Regions from separate parts of the Mus musculus genome. Here region 2 is linked to region 1. A link is a contact called in ENCODE Hi-C data. All regions are on one chromosome and are shown on one strand. Each heading gives the region's core, a stretch centred on a gene start or an enhancer-like site at or near the end of the contact. The rest is flanking DNA. Distances are from core to core; before and after follow the strand shown. Region 1 holds the start of Homer1 (homer scaffolding protein 1). Region 2 holds the start of A630019I02Rik (RIKEN cDNA A630019I02 gene).

Evidence for each region. Hi-C counts contacts between places; a loop is a spot of excess contacts on that map.
Region 2: a map of left cerebral cortex shows a loop between it and region 1 (9-fold over the local background). The contact joins the promoter of A630019I02Rik here to the promoter of Homer1 in region 1. A Hi-C loop is called at or near these places in 4 of 37 maps with a recorded cell type or tissue (T-helper 1 cell and left cerebral cortex).

The regions. Positions count from the first base shown.
Region 1 is chr13:93,298,119-93,305,853 of GRCm38, forward strand. Homer1 (homer scaffolding protein 1) reads left to right here and starts at 5,639. Exons shown (of 10, transcript NM_147176.4): 1 at 5,639-7,184. The coding sequence starts at 7,180.
Region 2 is chr13:93,091,034-93,097,953 of GRCm38, forward strand. It overlaps A630019I02Rik (RIKEN cDNA A630019I02 gene), which reads left to right and starts at 3,800. Exons shown (of 4, transcript NR_046182.1): 1 at 3,800-4,130; 2 at 4,681-4,706; 3 at 4,822-5,018; 4 at 5,500-6,920. Cmya5 (cardiomyopathy associated 5) reads right to left here. Exons shown (of 13, transcript NM_023821.3): 2 at 1-6,920.

The DNA of each region.
Region 1 (7,735 bases), core at 4,389-6,888:
AGCAAGGTGAAGGGGTAGAAGGGACGCTGGTAACACCTTGGACCTTTAGAATCAACTGCAGGACGACCCACCCCTAAACCTCCCGCTACGCAAACAAGTAAAGACAAACACAGTATGCATCTAGCTCTCACCATTATTTGGACTTTCTGTTCCTTGCCATTGAAAACAAACTAACCCACACAGTGGGAAGTGGTATTAAAGGTAGCTGAGGAAAAGAGGGGCCGTAATCATGTGGGGGCAATCATCTTAGGGTAAGATAGGAAATCTGGGTTTCCTTCAATGTGACGTCAGCAGATACTTGATCAATATAGGAAAATACTTTTTTTATCAAACGTAAAATATGATAAAAATATAGTTCATTATTAAAATAATAGATGTTGTGAGGGTCAAGTTAGATGTAAACATGATGAGGTTAAAGGACACACAGATAACTAGTAAATCCTTGTGGGTAGGAATGTCTAAGGCATATATAAAGAGACTCACATTTAAACCAGTGGTCTTACTAATAATGTATCTACTCTCACCAGGCACCATCAAATCTGTGGACAGTCTTGTTTGTTTGTTTGTTTGTTTGTTTGTTTTTCGAGACAGGGTTTCTCTGTGTAGCCCTGGCTGTCCTGGAACTCACTTTGTAGACCAGGCTGGCCTCAATCTCAGAAATCCGCCTGCCTCTGCCTCCCGAGTGCTGGGATTAAAGGCATGCGCCACCACGCCCAGCTCTGTGGACAGTCTTGATTAGAACAAAAAGACAACAGGCAATGTTTTTTTTTTTTTTCCCACTGGAATCTAGACAATCATCCCCTGCCCTGAGACATCAGAATCACAGGTTTTCAGGGTTCTAAATCTGGCCTAAGAAAGACACTATTGGCTTCTCTGGTTCTTGGGTCTTTTAGGCTAAAGATGAATCATTATGCCAGCTCCTTGGTTCTCCAATGTGCAGATTGGGACTTTTTGCTTTCCATAAACTGTGAGCACCAAATCTTACAATAAATCTGTCATCTGTCTCTCATCTGTCTGTCTGTCTGTGTGTATATGTCATAGTGGTCTGCTTCTGTAGAGAACACTAATTCTAATGTAACCTTTAGAGCCATTATGATCTGAACCAGATTAAAATACATAAAAGCCTCATAAATAACTCATGAAACGTTACAGCTAAAACCTTCCAATGCTGAGGCTTTTTTCCGACCGCTTATACTGGAGAGAAATTTAACAGACTTTAGGTATTGTTTCTGTCAGCTCCAGGCATGTCCGAGACGTTACCAATTATGCGCAGCTTCAGCCTCATTTCTCTGGAAAGAAGGCAATTTCCTTTTACAAGCTTGCCTGTCCTGAATGCCTTGGGTGCTGTTTTTATACTTGCTGGCACCAAGAGTCACAAAATGAGGTAGCTCATCTAAAATATTTTCCTCATGGTTGTTCTGTTTCCCCATTCAGGAAAAAGATTATTGGTTACTATGGCAATCAGCTTCCGCAGCATTCCATTCTAAGGAACCACACAGGTGCAGCTTTACCCCCATTCTTTCCTGTAGTTCTCTGAGGACTGCCTGCTTTCCCAGCCCGTTCTCTGTGACTGCTGCTTGAAATGCCAACAAAACAAAGTTAAGCCAGATAATTTTTGAAAGGTACTATATCCCCCGAACGTTAAAAAATACAAATAGACTGCACATTGATTTCCTGATTGGAGGATTATTATTATTACTATTATTATCATCCCTCTAGTCTATTCAGGCCCTCGACAGGACCTGACTGGAAACCTTCCGGAGTTTTCCTTTAGAAGCCTAGGACTGTATTTTACTTTTCTAACAATACTTGGAATATCAGCAATGAGATTACAATAAAAACCAAAGCAGGAGAGTGCCATGACGTCATTTCTCATGTTCTATAGCCGTTTTCCTGTGGATAACTCTTCAATATCTCTTCCTCTACAACTCACAAACGATTCTGTTTAAGAGGAAAAAAAGTATCATGTATGGATGTTCTCAGATGAGGAAATCTGTCTGGAAGACTTAGACTTGAGAAGCCAAACACCTACATTCCCACTCTTGAGATTGTGTTTTTCCTTTTTAATTGAAATTCATTTGAAAAGACTTTTCTGCCACCTCATTTCTGCTGAGATGAAGACTGTAATAATAATGAAAGATGCCTTTATCCAAGCCAACTCAAGTAAATGATGGCCTGTGTGTGCTAAACCTTAGAGCATGTGCAATGAGATTTTTAGCACCCACTAGAAATTGTTTTCTACGGTTTCATTCTTTTCTTATTACTTTTAGTCTTCGCTGGTTATTTAGTTTCTTATACATTTTTTTTTGTCATAAGCTTGTGGGATTTCTATTGCAGGGGAGCTATCTATCCAGTATTTCTGCTTATGACTTTATTTGAAGTGACAGTGGCATTATCTAATGTAAGTCAATTAAAAATAAAACCTGGCTTTAACTCTCTTTTCTGCATTTTTTTTCTAGCTCATGAATGACTTTTCATTGAAAAAGACCCATTTCATGACACATCTATGAACATCCATTGGAGACTACCATCTCCTGCTAAGGGCATGGAAATAAACCCAAAACTGAAACAGATGTCTTCGCCCACAGATTCTAAAATCAGAGGGTATTCATAAACCGCCCCATAAATTTGAGAGCATACTGGAAAAGAGGAACTGTTAAAAACTGAAATGCTGCTGAAGTTCTTTCTTCCTCTTCCGGTGAGAGAAATCCACTCCTTTCTAGGAAGTTCAGTACTTTAAAACAACAGAAGGAAATTAGAGTTGGAATTTATGGTATGACAGCTCATTTTAGCAGAAAAGATATCTATTGATGGATAAAAAGCCATATAATGGTTCTCCGACTCCTGTCGGAAGTGTACTAGAAATGTTTCAAAGTAGGGTAATAGGAAGGGCATTTATTTTCCCTAGGACATCTCTCATATTATGTTTCTAGGTTTTACTTAAACCTTTGGCAACACAGCTACTTCCTGATATGTGAATCCCACACAAATGGGGAAAGAATAAAACTTGGCCAATTGTTGCTAGAATAAGATGCTGAAATGACCACTTAGGCTTTGAGTAATTACATCACAGTGAACAGTCAGATGTATGTACAAAAAGTTGCTCTTTCAGCTGGCAAGAGGCAGCTGAGAAGACACCACACCCTGTGACAAACAGAAACCGAGCAAAGGACTTTAAAGAAACTCTAAAGGCACCGAAGCAGCTCACAGACTGTCTTGGCAGGTGGGTAAAAATCAGTTTGATAAAGAACACAAATGGGAGGAGGCTACAATCATAGGCTTGAATGTGTTTGAAAATGGTCACATAAGTGTTAGTTAACACAGTAAGAAAGACCCAGAAATAGAGAATAAGGGTAGGTGAGTAGTTTTTTAAAGTTTTTCTTTTTTTCATTTTAGAGAGTAATAACACATTGCATTTGTACTTTGCAAGGATCATAAGATGACATTATTTGAAAAATAACAGTGTCATTGTTTTTGTATTTTATATTTAAGTAAAAATTTGTCTGAAATATAACTTAGTATCAGTTCTATCAGTACAATGGTATATTAGCCGATTTGGAAAGCAGATATTTGCTTTTCATTAATCTTCCATTACAACACTAAAACAAAACCAGACCCTGAGTTACCACTCAGGTGTGAAGACCAGAGTTTAGATCCCTACCATCCACATAAGCCCTGAGTGGGGTTGGCTGTCCACCTGTAGCTCCTGCACTGGGAAGGCAGAGACTGGATGTGAGCCCTGAGTGGGGTGGCCATCCACCTCTATCTCCTGTACTAGGAAGCCAGAGACTGGATGCCCAGAGTAAGCTGGTCAGTTGGATTAGCCCTCCTGATAAGATGAGTTTGGTTGAGAGAGAGAGAGAGAGAGAGACCCTCCCTCCATCCATCAATAAGGTGGACAGCAATCAAGGAAGACTCCTCACGTTAAACCTGATTTCCATTCTATCGTGTACACATGTTCCAGCACATGCACACACACATGCATACACACATGTGGGAAAAAAAAGGAAAAAAAAAACTCCTCTCAGTCTTTTTAATATTTCAAATTTAAAGCAAGATCATAACTTTATAATGTTCAGGTAAATGATCAGGCAGTCTGATTAGTTATAAATTAGCCCTAACACTTTGCCAAACTCAAGCAAGAAAATGTCAATGGAAAAAAAAAGCAAAATTGTTGTTCCTTAATTAAAAAAATCATGTGTTAACATTAAAAACATGTATTAAAAACCACATATAGCAGGCAAGCAAGGGACATTCTTGTAACTGCATTGCTTAGGAGGGATTAGGGAAGAGAGCCCAGGTGTTCAAGATCTTAATCAAACAAGGCAAAACAAAACCCACCACTCCTGGCATGATCTATAGAATTTTAGCTGACTTTCTTTTGAACTGCATTGGCATTGATGTACTATTCTTCTAAGGACAATTTAATGATTTTGTAATAATATCATGTCCTGGATTTCTCGGGTCACTTCAGGTTTTGAATGAAGTGAGTTTCATGTTTCATGTCAAATGAGTTTAGTTTGTAAAATGTGGTCACTGACTCTTTGGAGTAACTGAAGTACTAATGGCCTTTAGCAGGGTGCAGCACTTCTATTTCTGAACCACAATTGTCAAGTTAAATGGAATAAAAGCAAAACTCATTCTGTGAGTCTAACCAATAAAAGGCCCTTAACAACACAGGGCCATTTTAAAACTTCATGACTTTAAAAACACAATTTCACATATGCAGCTATAAATTTATAGACGGCTAGTCATCCTTGCCACATTAAAAAAAATGAAAATATACTCGAGAGCTATTGTGCTTACAAGATTCAAAATAATCAGGAACCCAAACGTATGTTTGTGTTAATAAAGTAGGACTTTGTTTCCAGACTGTAATTCATATCCTTGGTAAGTCAGACCTAAGGTGATTCGTTGGCACTTGCGATGCTGTAGAAGGGTAATTATCTGAGGGAACTAAGTTTACTTTAATGAATTTGACTCATTATGCCTTGCAGAACCATGGCTATGCAGCGAACTGCAACATTTAGAACATTTGGAAATCTCATTCTGCTTTAATTACTATCCTTTGTAACAAGAGGTTTGCTCCTAACTCTACTCTTTTTTTTTTTTTTTTTTTTTTTTTTTAAGTTAAAACGCACGCCTTTAGGAGGGGAGAAAGCTTAAAAGTTGACTATGTTCAGAATGGTATTTAGGATTCCTAAAATTAACGGTGGTTTTCCCCGAGTCTACCAGCAGTGATCACTCTCCCTCCCACGATTCCCTGCAGGTTGGGATGTGAACAGCCCGGGGATGCTGCTGCAAACCCAGTGGGAGAGGGAGACAGGACTTTACCGGCGACACTTCGGCACTGTTGCTATGAGTGATTCATTCGCATATGGCACATTTGTGCCAAGGAAACCTCCTCCCGCCGCTTCCTTCTCCGAGCTCTCCTCAGACTGTCTCCGGCGCCTTGGCCTTTAAGGAGAAGCGAGAGAACCGGGAGCAGGTGGGCCCGGAGCAGCTCGCTCAGCCCGCCTCCCCCAGCTCTTTCCCTAATTTAGCAGTACTTCCGGCCGCGTGACATCATCCCCCGCACAAGCTGACGTGAGCGGAGGGTGACGTATGTGCGGAGAGGAGCGCGCTGACGTTGCTATTTAAAGGTCCTTCTGCGGGGAGGATGGAGACACAGCGCGAGCACCCGGCGTGCGGAGCGGACGAGGCCGTGGCGGCCCAGAGCCAGCGCAGGAGCCGAGCGCACTGCCCGTCCGCCGCCGGCCGCTAGGGGAGGGGAAGGAAAAAGGGACGGACCGACGGACCGGCCAGCTCATCCCCTCCGGTGTTGTTCCTCAGCGCCCCGGTCCGAGCCCGGGCCCCGCCTCCGCCGCGCCCCACCTCCTCCGCCGGCCTGCGGCGGCGGCAGCGCTCCGCCCCTCGAGCCGGGAGGGCCGCGCTCTCCGCCCCGCCCCGCCCCGCCCCGCCCCCTCTCCTGCTCCGCTGCCGTGCTCGTCTCACGCCGGCGGCGCGGACCGGGAAGCGGCGCCCTCGGCTGCGCTCGGTTCGGAGCCCGCTCCGTGGAGTCAGAGGCAGCGACGGGCGCCAGGCCGCCCGGGCCGACGGAGTCAGCCGCTGAGGGGAGTGTAAGGAGGCAGCGGCAGCCCCGGGAATGTGAGGCGGCGCGGAGCGGGAGAGACGAGCCGGGGTGGGGGCACGAGCCGCGGCTGCCGTGCCTCGGACGAGCCGCCAGCCTCTCGCCTCAGCGCGCGGCCGCCGGGAGCTTGGGGGCTGGGTGCAGGGGACCGCGCGGGGTTGGGTTCTCTGATTCATTCATTCTCCGCCGTCGGGAGCCCGAGGCCGCGGGTGCTGCGAGGAGAGGCGGGAAGAGGGGGCGGCCGCGAGCGGGGCTCCATTGTGCTCGGCGGGGGCCGGGAAGCCAAAGGAGGTGGGCTCGGGCCCCTGCGCTGCTCCCCGGCGGCTGCGCCCCCAGCTAGCTGCCAGCCTGGAAATGGCTCCGCTGCTGCTCCTCGGGAAAACGAATCGATCCTTCCCAGCCTTCTCTGCCTGCTCTCCACCTCCTCTCTGCTCCGAGTCTTAGGAGGACGAACATTCAAAGGACAGATTCCAATGTGGTGTGCCGTGCACATCGGGAGCGGCTGGGGTTTGCACTTCGAGATTTCTTCTATATAATTTTTTTTTTTAAACGTAAGGGAGGCAGTAGCATTGCTGCCTGTAGGATTTTTATTCAAGTGCACGTCGCGTTGGGTTGCACGCTCCACCCCCAGGGACCTGGTGTGGTGAAATTTGAACCCACCGCCTTAGCCCAAAAAGGCCGAGTAACCTGGCTGCCTGAGTGTCGTGGAAGACGTGAGCGAAATGACCAGCGAACTCATTTTTTATCAGACTTGCTGAAGCTGGCTTTTGCGTTTTTTCTACACGTACGCTTAATTTTGTGGAATAGTTAAGTGCTATATTCTCCGCGCAACCTTTTCAAATTCCAAATGTTTGAACATTTTGGTGTCAGCGCGAGTGAAATCATTTTACCGACAAGAACTAACTGAATTGTCTGCCTTGTTGAGTTGCCTCCGGAAAAGATCTCGGGGGTGGAAAAGCAACTGCAAAATAACAGACGGAGAAAATTCCTTGGAAGTTATTTCTGTAGCATAAGAGCAGAAACTTCAGAGCAAGTTTTCATTGGGCAAAATGGGGTAAGGATTTTGTGCTTATCACAGCTTTAAATCTGCTTATGCTTGTGTGGAGTTGAACGGTGGTGGTGACCATATTTTTAAATCCGATCCCTTGCAAAACGGGTACTACTTTAAATTAGAGATTTTATTTGCATTATTGTAGAGCGACACCAGAGGTCCTAATTAGAATGTGTAATGTTTGTAACTCAGTTATAGTTTTATTAATTATATATATATAAAGACAGTGCACTAGTCTACCCTGTACCTCTTAATTGATCAAACTGCTATATAGGTTACTAAAATTTTGCCATCTTAGGTTTGGTTGACGGTGTTGTTCAAAGAGAAGAGCTGCATTCTTCCAGTACTTTGTAGAAATAATCAGCTGTTACAAAGAGAGAATTGTAATGAGTAGTTAGACTCCAGTCCTTGAAACTGACCCTTTGTAAGTTGGTGCCCTGGCAGTGCCCTCTGTTTTATCCTTGAACATCCGAAACCAAATGTACAGCTTGGTTTATTGGGCATTAAACGAAAATCGCAGTGTTTCGATGTCCACGGTGTGGGTGCTGGAGAGA
Region 2 (6,920 bases), core at 2,550-5,049, 210 kb before region 1:
GATCTCTGATGCACTAAGCATAAACTGAGTATAGTTACTTGCTGCTGAAGAGGGCGGTTCGTTTCTGTGCACATCTTCCACAGCTTCCAAGTGATGCTTTGAAATAAGAACAGACTGTTTCAGCATCTCTTCCGTGTAGTCTTTAGATGTCTGGAAAGTGTGGACTGTGGGCCTGTCTGACCATGTTTCTTGTTTCTTCACTGTATGTTCTACAGAAGTTCCTAAAACAAGAGTTTGTGGTTCTACAGCTGACGGCTGAGTTGGCGGCGTTCCTAAATGCTTTGTTTCATCAGTCATGTCTGATACCCTAGCAGCATCCTTAGATAGGGGTCTTGGCTGCACACTTCCATCTTCCGCAGCCACTGAAGCACCAAGGGACAACTCGGGCATCACGAACCGCCTCCTTTCCTCTTTGAGATCCACTCTACTCTCACCTGACTTTTCCAACTCCAGATTTCCTTCCTGAGTAAGAGAATGGCCATCCGTTTCCTCTCCATGGGGAGACTCCACACGGGAAACCTTGGTTTTCTCTACTAAAGTTTTACCTTCTTCCTGGGGATGTGGTTGGGTTTCTGCTGCCTTTCTCTCCCTAATTTCTGGGTATACCTCTGTGACTATATGTTCTGGTTTTTCAACAACTGGTGTTGGTTTAGCCAGCAAATGTGGTTGAGCCTTATCCAAAGAAACAGCTGATGCTCCAGGCACAGGCATGGCTGCAGGGGGGTATTCTTGCTTCTCTCCTTCTGAAAATACCCATTCCTGCACTTCCTTTTCTCTCCTATCCAAAGCAAGAGTCTTGCTGGGTTTTTCCATGAGCTTTTCAGTTGGAGAGATGCGCTGTTCAAGCCTCTCAGCAGCTTTTGATTCTTCCAATTTGAAAGGTCGAGATTCCGGCATCCTTTGCAACTCTCCTACTGCTTCATTTTCCCTGAGTTCCAAGGGAGCCATGATTTCTTGCTTCTCTGCCAGGCCCCTCTTCCCTGCCAAGGAAAATGATCTAGTTTCCCAGCCATCCTTCTCCTCTGTTGGACGTTCCACTTCCTCTTCACAATGTTCCAAAGAAGTGGGTTTTGGCATTTCTTGTCTAAGTCTGTCTTCACCAAGATCACTTAAACTGCCTTTTGATTCCACTGGCAGAATCATTGATGCTGGTTCCTCTGAGTTCATCCTTGTGAAGGCGGACTGGGCTGATTTGGGCTTCTGTGGCATTCTATCTACTACGTCAGATGACGAGAGCCATGTTTCCTTGTGATCACTGCTTGGCTCTTCCTTACGTGCAGAAATATTCCACATAGACGGAGAAGAGACCTCTGGCTTCTGGCGTCTTTGGCTCTCAGTAATATGAAGAGGAGCCATGTTTTGGGCTTCTTCCATACCCACTTTCTCACCCATAGGGGAACAAGGATGAATTCCAGGATGTTTGTCACCAACTGAAGTAGCTAAGCTTTCGCCCATTCCTTCTGAGAAGCCTGGCAGTTCCTTCTGCCCATAGTTTTCAGAGTTAGACTTAGGTTGCTTTAAAACGTCTTCGTTTGATAAAAATGTGAGTTTTTCTTTAAGGTCTTGACTTATGCTGGATTTAACTGAAACGCCTTTGGGCTCCTCGGCCAGTTTAACTGTGACCTCAGGTAATGAATGAACCGCTGGCTTCTCGGCTATATTAACCTCAGCAGGAACTGTACCTTTAGGCTCTATGGCAGGTACTGCTTTCTCTACAGAGGGACCTGGACGAGTTTCTAGATCTTCGTTGTCAGAGACCTTACTATCTGGAATGCTTGATCCAAACAATAAACTAGACATCCATGATTTAAAAGATGAAATGCCTTTCTTTCCCTTCTCTGCAGGAAGACCTTGCTCAGTGACGAGTGACTTCTCAGATGGCTTTTGTGTCACCTCTGGGGTCTCTGGAGGTTGAGGTGTGGCTTTTGCTTTCACAGCAGGGACAGATTTACTTTGGGTGAGTACTTCCACGTTGCCAGAGGCTAGCTTTCTCCCTTCCTCAGAATCATCTACAGCCTTTGACTGAACCCTTCTGGGTTCCTGAGATAGCTTCTCACCAGACACTGGTGCTTTGCTTGTTTCTTGGTTTCTGGTTTCAGATGTGTGATCTGTATCCAGTGGAGCAGCCCCAAGTTTCTCTGACATCAGATCAGTGCTCTCAGAGGACTCCAGCTGCCCAGTTCCTGGTTTTCTATCTTCATGCTGATTGACTAAGCCATCTGGCTTTTCCAGCATCCAGGTGTTGTCCTTTGGAGAAATGAGACTCTCTTTCACTTTTGATCCTGTAACACTGGCACGCTCAGTTGTCACAAATGGCTTGGGTTGCTCCAAATTCTCCTTCTTCTCTGCCAATTGTTTAACACCCAGCTCTGGCTTATCTGCAGAAGAGCTGCTCTCATCAGGCACCTCAACAGCTTGGCCCTCATGAAGGGTCCGTTTAGGCTCTTTTTGCTCAATGGGGAGGTCAAAAGAAGCAGTCTCTAATGGAGCTGAGGCAGGCACAGGAAGCTTCCTGTTTTCTTCTTGTTCTTTTCCTCTTCTCTGAAGCTCAGCGGGGCCCTTTTCTAAGATAGAAGGCCCTGGTTCCGTTCCGATGGGTTTTACTGGTTCTATACCTAAGGATCTATCTCTATCTCTACTATCAATGAGTTCTGACCCAGCAGTTGGTACTTCTGATAACTGTTTGTGCTTCTCAGGCTCTGGGGGGAGCTTTATAAGCTCTTGCTCTCCTGACAGGAAACTCCCCGGCACTGGAGAAGATGTCTCCTCTGCTTGCCTGTTCATCTCATGTCTGAGGGCCAGTAATGTTGGAGCTAAATCATCTGAAACTACATTTTCAGAATCAGGAGACCTTGTTATCTCCTCGTGTTTGTCATTTGGCACCGTGGGTTTGGATGTGGGTGACACTTGCAATGGAGGTGGCTCGTTGTCTTCTCTCTCTACCTCAACCCCTGAGTTGACAGGAAGTTTGGGTTCAGGCCTTAACACCTCTGAGGTAGACATGCTGGGCAAAGGCAAACCACTGCCTAACTCGCTCTTCCCTACTCCCTTTAAGCCTGGGTGTTCCACAGGGCTGGCAAGAGATGGATCTGTCAGGACTTCATCCCTGCCTAATTTAGTTGAATTTGAATCAAGCTTAGTTACTGGCACTGTGGTGGCAGAAGAGCTGGCTTCTGTGTCTTTCCCCATCTCTTCCATCAATGCTGGAAGTGCAGGTGGTGCAGGTGGACTGTGTTCTGCTCCCCTCTCTCTCCCCGATGAAGCCGCAGGAAGTTCCCTGGTTATTTTGGACTCCTGTTTCACTTCCGTTTTCACTGCAGATAAAACCTTAGGTCCAGAAATAGATGTTTCCTCTGGAGGTGAGTGTGGTTTTGCCACTTCAGGCTCATTCTTTGACAACATTCTCTGTTCTAGTTCAGAAGTCACAGTTGGAGCTAAATTGAGTTTGACATCCGCCTTTGGCTCATCTCCCAAGTCAGACAAAACTGAATATTTCATCCCAGACCCTGGAACATTTGGGAGCCGAGGCTCTGGTGTCTGATCCTGCGATTTGTGTGCTGTCGCTTCTTGAGAATCCAGCACAGCTTTTTCCCTTCCGACTCTGGGCAAAGCCATCTGTTCATCTGCACTTGTTAGAGTGAGAGGTGCTGTGGGCTCCTGCTCTGGCTTAAGCACACAGGTTGACTCGGGTGAAACTGAGGGCTGAGAGGTGGGCAAAACGGATGTGGTTTCTTCCTTTACCACTGATGAGAGTGCAGAAGAGGAAGCTGCTATTGTAACTGCTGGCAGACTACTCTTTGCATCTCTCTTCTCCCATCCACTGGTTGGTGGTGGTACCAAATCTTCAGCCTCAGGCTCCAAAGATGCCTGAGTTTTCTCCTGCTGTGCCAGGATGAGATATTCAGACACAGAGGTTGAAATTGTTGGAACATCTGACATAGTTTCTGCTTGGCCGGTCTTATCTGCCGAAGGTAGCAGGCTCAGATCTTCGAACACAGGCCTACAAGGGGAAGACTCCTCCCGCTCCTGCGATGGCTCAGAATGCTCAGGCACAGGCGTGACCACTGAGGACCCCGCCTCTTCTTCATCTGCCTCTGAGAAGTAGGGATAGTCTGGAGCAGACCTCCTAGGTAGTAATTCGTCTGGCTCGACCTTGTTTTGCTCTGTTTCTGCGATTCGGTATGGTGGGATTGACACCTGTGATGCTGAATCCGGAGAAAAGAGGTCAGCCTCTTCCGTGTCCTCATCAGACAGAACAGTCTGCTCAGAGGGGGACGTTAAGCACAGTGGAGAATCCCGCCCCAGCTCTCTCTTCTCTAGTTCCTGAGTCGGATAGGGTGAGAATGAGAATTCTGACGCAAATGCAGAATCAGGGGAAAGGGGCCCAATATTGTCCTCTTCCTGCCCTTGCTCTGATAGACCTGTGGGTGAGGAGGCACCCTTTAGAAGCAGAGGAGATGTGTGGCCAAGCTCTGGTGTGGAAGAGAATGAGCCCCGCTGCTGGTCTCTGCTCCCTTCTTCTGATTGGACCACTTGTTCGGATGAGATGGCCCAGGGAGGTGGGGCATGGCTTTCAGAAAGCAGCTCAGTGGTTTGTGGGGGGAGAGCGCATTCCACTGCAGAGACCTCATTGGATGAAGATAGCCCAACTCCAATGGCTTCCTTTTCTTCTTCTAACAGGGTTGCAGGATCAGAAAGGCCTCTTGGTTTGAATTGGGGCATGTCATCTATTGTTTTTTGGGGGGATTCCCGTGTTGCATTTTGTGAAACCGAGGGTTTAAATGGCAGCTTTGAATCTGATGCGAAACTTCCACTTCCTAGACTCTCATCTTCCGATAGAACTGCCTGGCTCAGTGCTGCTGGGGGAAGTAGCCCAATATCTTCTTTCTCATCTTCTGCCTGAATGATGGGCTCAGAAACACGTTGGGACTTTAATGGGAGCTTGTGGTCACCTGTTTTCAACAGCAACTCTTGCGCATGTGCTGGAACAGAATACTCAGCCGCAGATTCAGATTCTGGTGAGTGACACACGCTCTCTGAGGCCTCATCTCCAGACAGGACTGGTGAAACTGTTGAAAAGAGTGGGGACTGGATGGCAGATGTCTTCTCAGTGGTGGATGGAGAAAGAGACTGCTCAGATACAGAGGTCATAGCTGGGGAATAAGACTCACGTTCCTCGTCGTCCTCTGAAAAGACTGCAGGTTCATTGCTAGATTTCACATCAGATACAGAAACTGCCTCTACTTCCAGCTTCTCTGGTGTATGGTTCAAATCCTGTAGGACTGAATACTCAGATACAAAAGCAGAATCGGTAGAAACAGACTCGTTTTCTTCTCTTTCTTCCTCGGACAAAGTGATACGTTCAGGTGTGAATGTCATCTGTGTTGGTAGAATGGGCTCTTTTCTGTGCTCTACTTCAGGGGACAAAGGCGATGGGGAAGTCTCCTTAGAAGCTAAAGGACTTTCCGGGTAATCAAGTTCTATGATCTCTTCTTCTAGACTAGAATCTTCGGGTTCAGTGGTATCCGTGATTGGCGTAGAAGTTTCCACTCCCCTCTCTAGTTGTGCCTTTCTAAGAACCATGGGTTCAGGCGCATGCTCCTCCTCTCTGTGGACTATGGACTCAGGCTCAGGCACATGCTCCTCCTCTCTGTGAACTATGGGCTCAGGTGCATGCCCCTCATCTCTGTGGACTATGGGCTCAGGCACATGCTCCTCCTCTCTGTGGACTATGGGCTCCGGTGCATGCCCCTCATCTCTGTGGACTATGGGCTCAGGCGCATGCTCCTCCCCTCTGTGGACTATGGACTCAAGCTCAGGCACATGCTCCTCCTCTCTGTGGACTATGGGCACAGGCCCAGGCGCATGCTCCTCCTCTCTGTGGACTATGGACTCAGGCTCAGGCGCATGCTCCTCCTCTCTTTGAACTATGGACTCAGGCGCATGCTCCTCCTCTCTGTGGACTATGGATTCAGGCGCATGCTCCTCCTCTCTGTGGACTATGGGCTCAGGCGCATGCTCCTCCTCTCTGTGGACTATGGGCTCAGGCGCATGCTCCTCCTCTCTGTGGACTATGGGCTCAGGCGCATGCTCCTCCTCTCTGTGGACTATGGGCTCAGATGAGGTCACGTATTCAGACGCTTGTTCTGTTTTTTCTGTTGAAATCGGCTCTAGCCCTTCCATGTCTGGCTCAAACTTTTCTTGGATGGCTGGCGCTGGTCTTGGTGGTCCTGTCTCTAAAGACTCCTTCTCTGCCTCCCATGGCATGGAATGGTTGACAGAAACCAAGCCTTCCTGTTGCACATCATCGGCTGAGCCTGTCAAGACTGAAGCATCATCCTCTGAACTTTCCTTTCCTTGTGCATTCTGTTCCAGTTCTTCCTTTGCTCTTTCAAGGACCATGGTTGCTGGAATGCTTGGTGGCTCCATTCTGTGGGTCTTTGATTCATCAGCTGGCTGTTGTGGCATCATTTGTGGAAGGCTGAGATTTTCTTCTTGATCAGCTGTATCATTTCTGGCACTGGAGGGAAATGCGTGTTCTGTTGAAGATGGAACATTTAAATTGGAATCGGCATACGTTTTCTTTTGCTCTTCGTGACTAAACAATGAGGTCCTGGACCCTTTGGAGAGGGCACCTCTCCAGGGTGGAGCAAGCTCTCTTACTTTGTCTTCTTCTGGGCTCTGGGCTAATTTCCTTTGGGGAACTATATTAGAACCACCATTGCTCAAATCCGGCTCTAGACTAATAGATGAATCTTTTCCTCTCCTGTAATGTATTTCCTTAATTACATAACCTTTTGGCAACGTCCCATAAAATTGTAGAGGAATTAACTCTTCTTTAACTGAATTGAACATCTTTATTTTGTATTGTACCGTTCCTATGTAGACTGGCTTCAACACTAATGGTTTGTGCTCTTTGT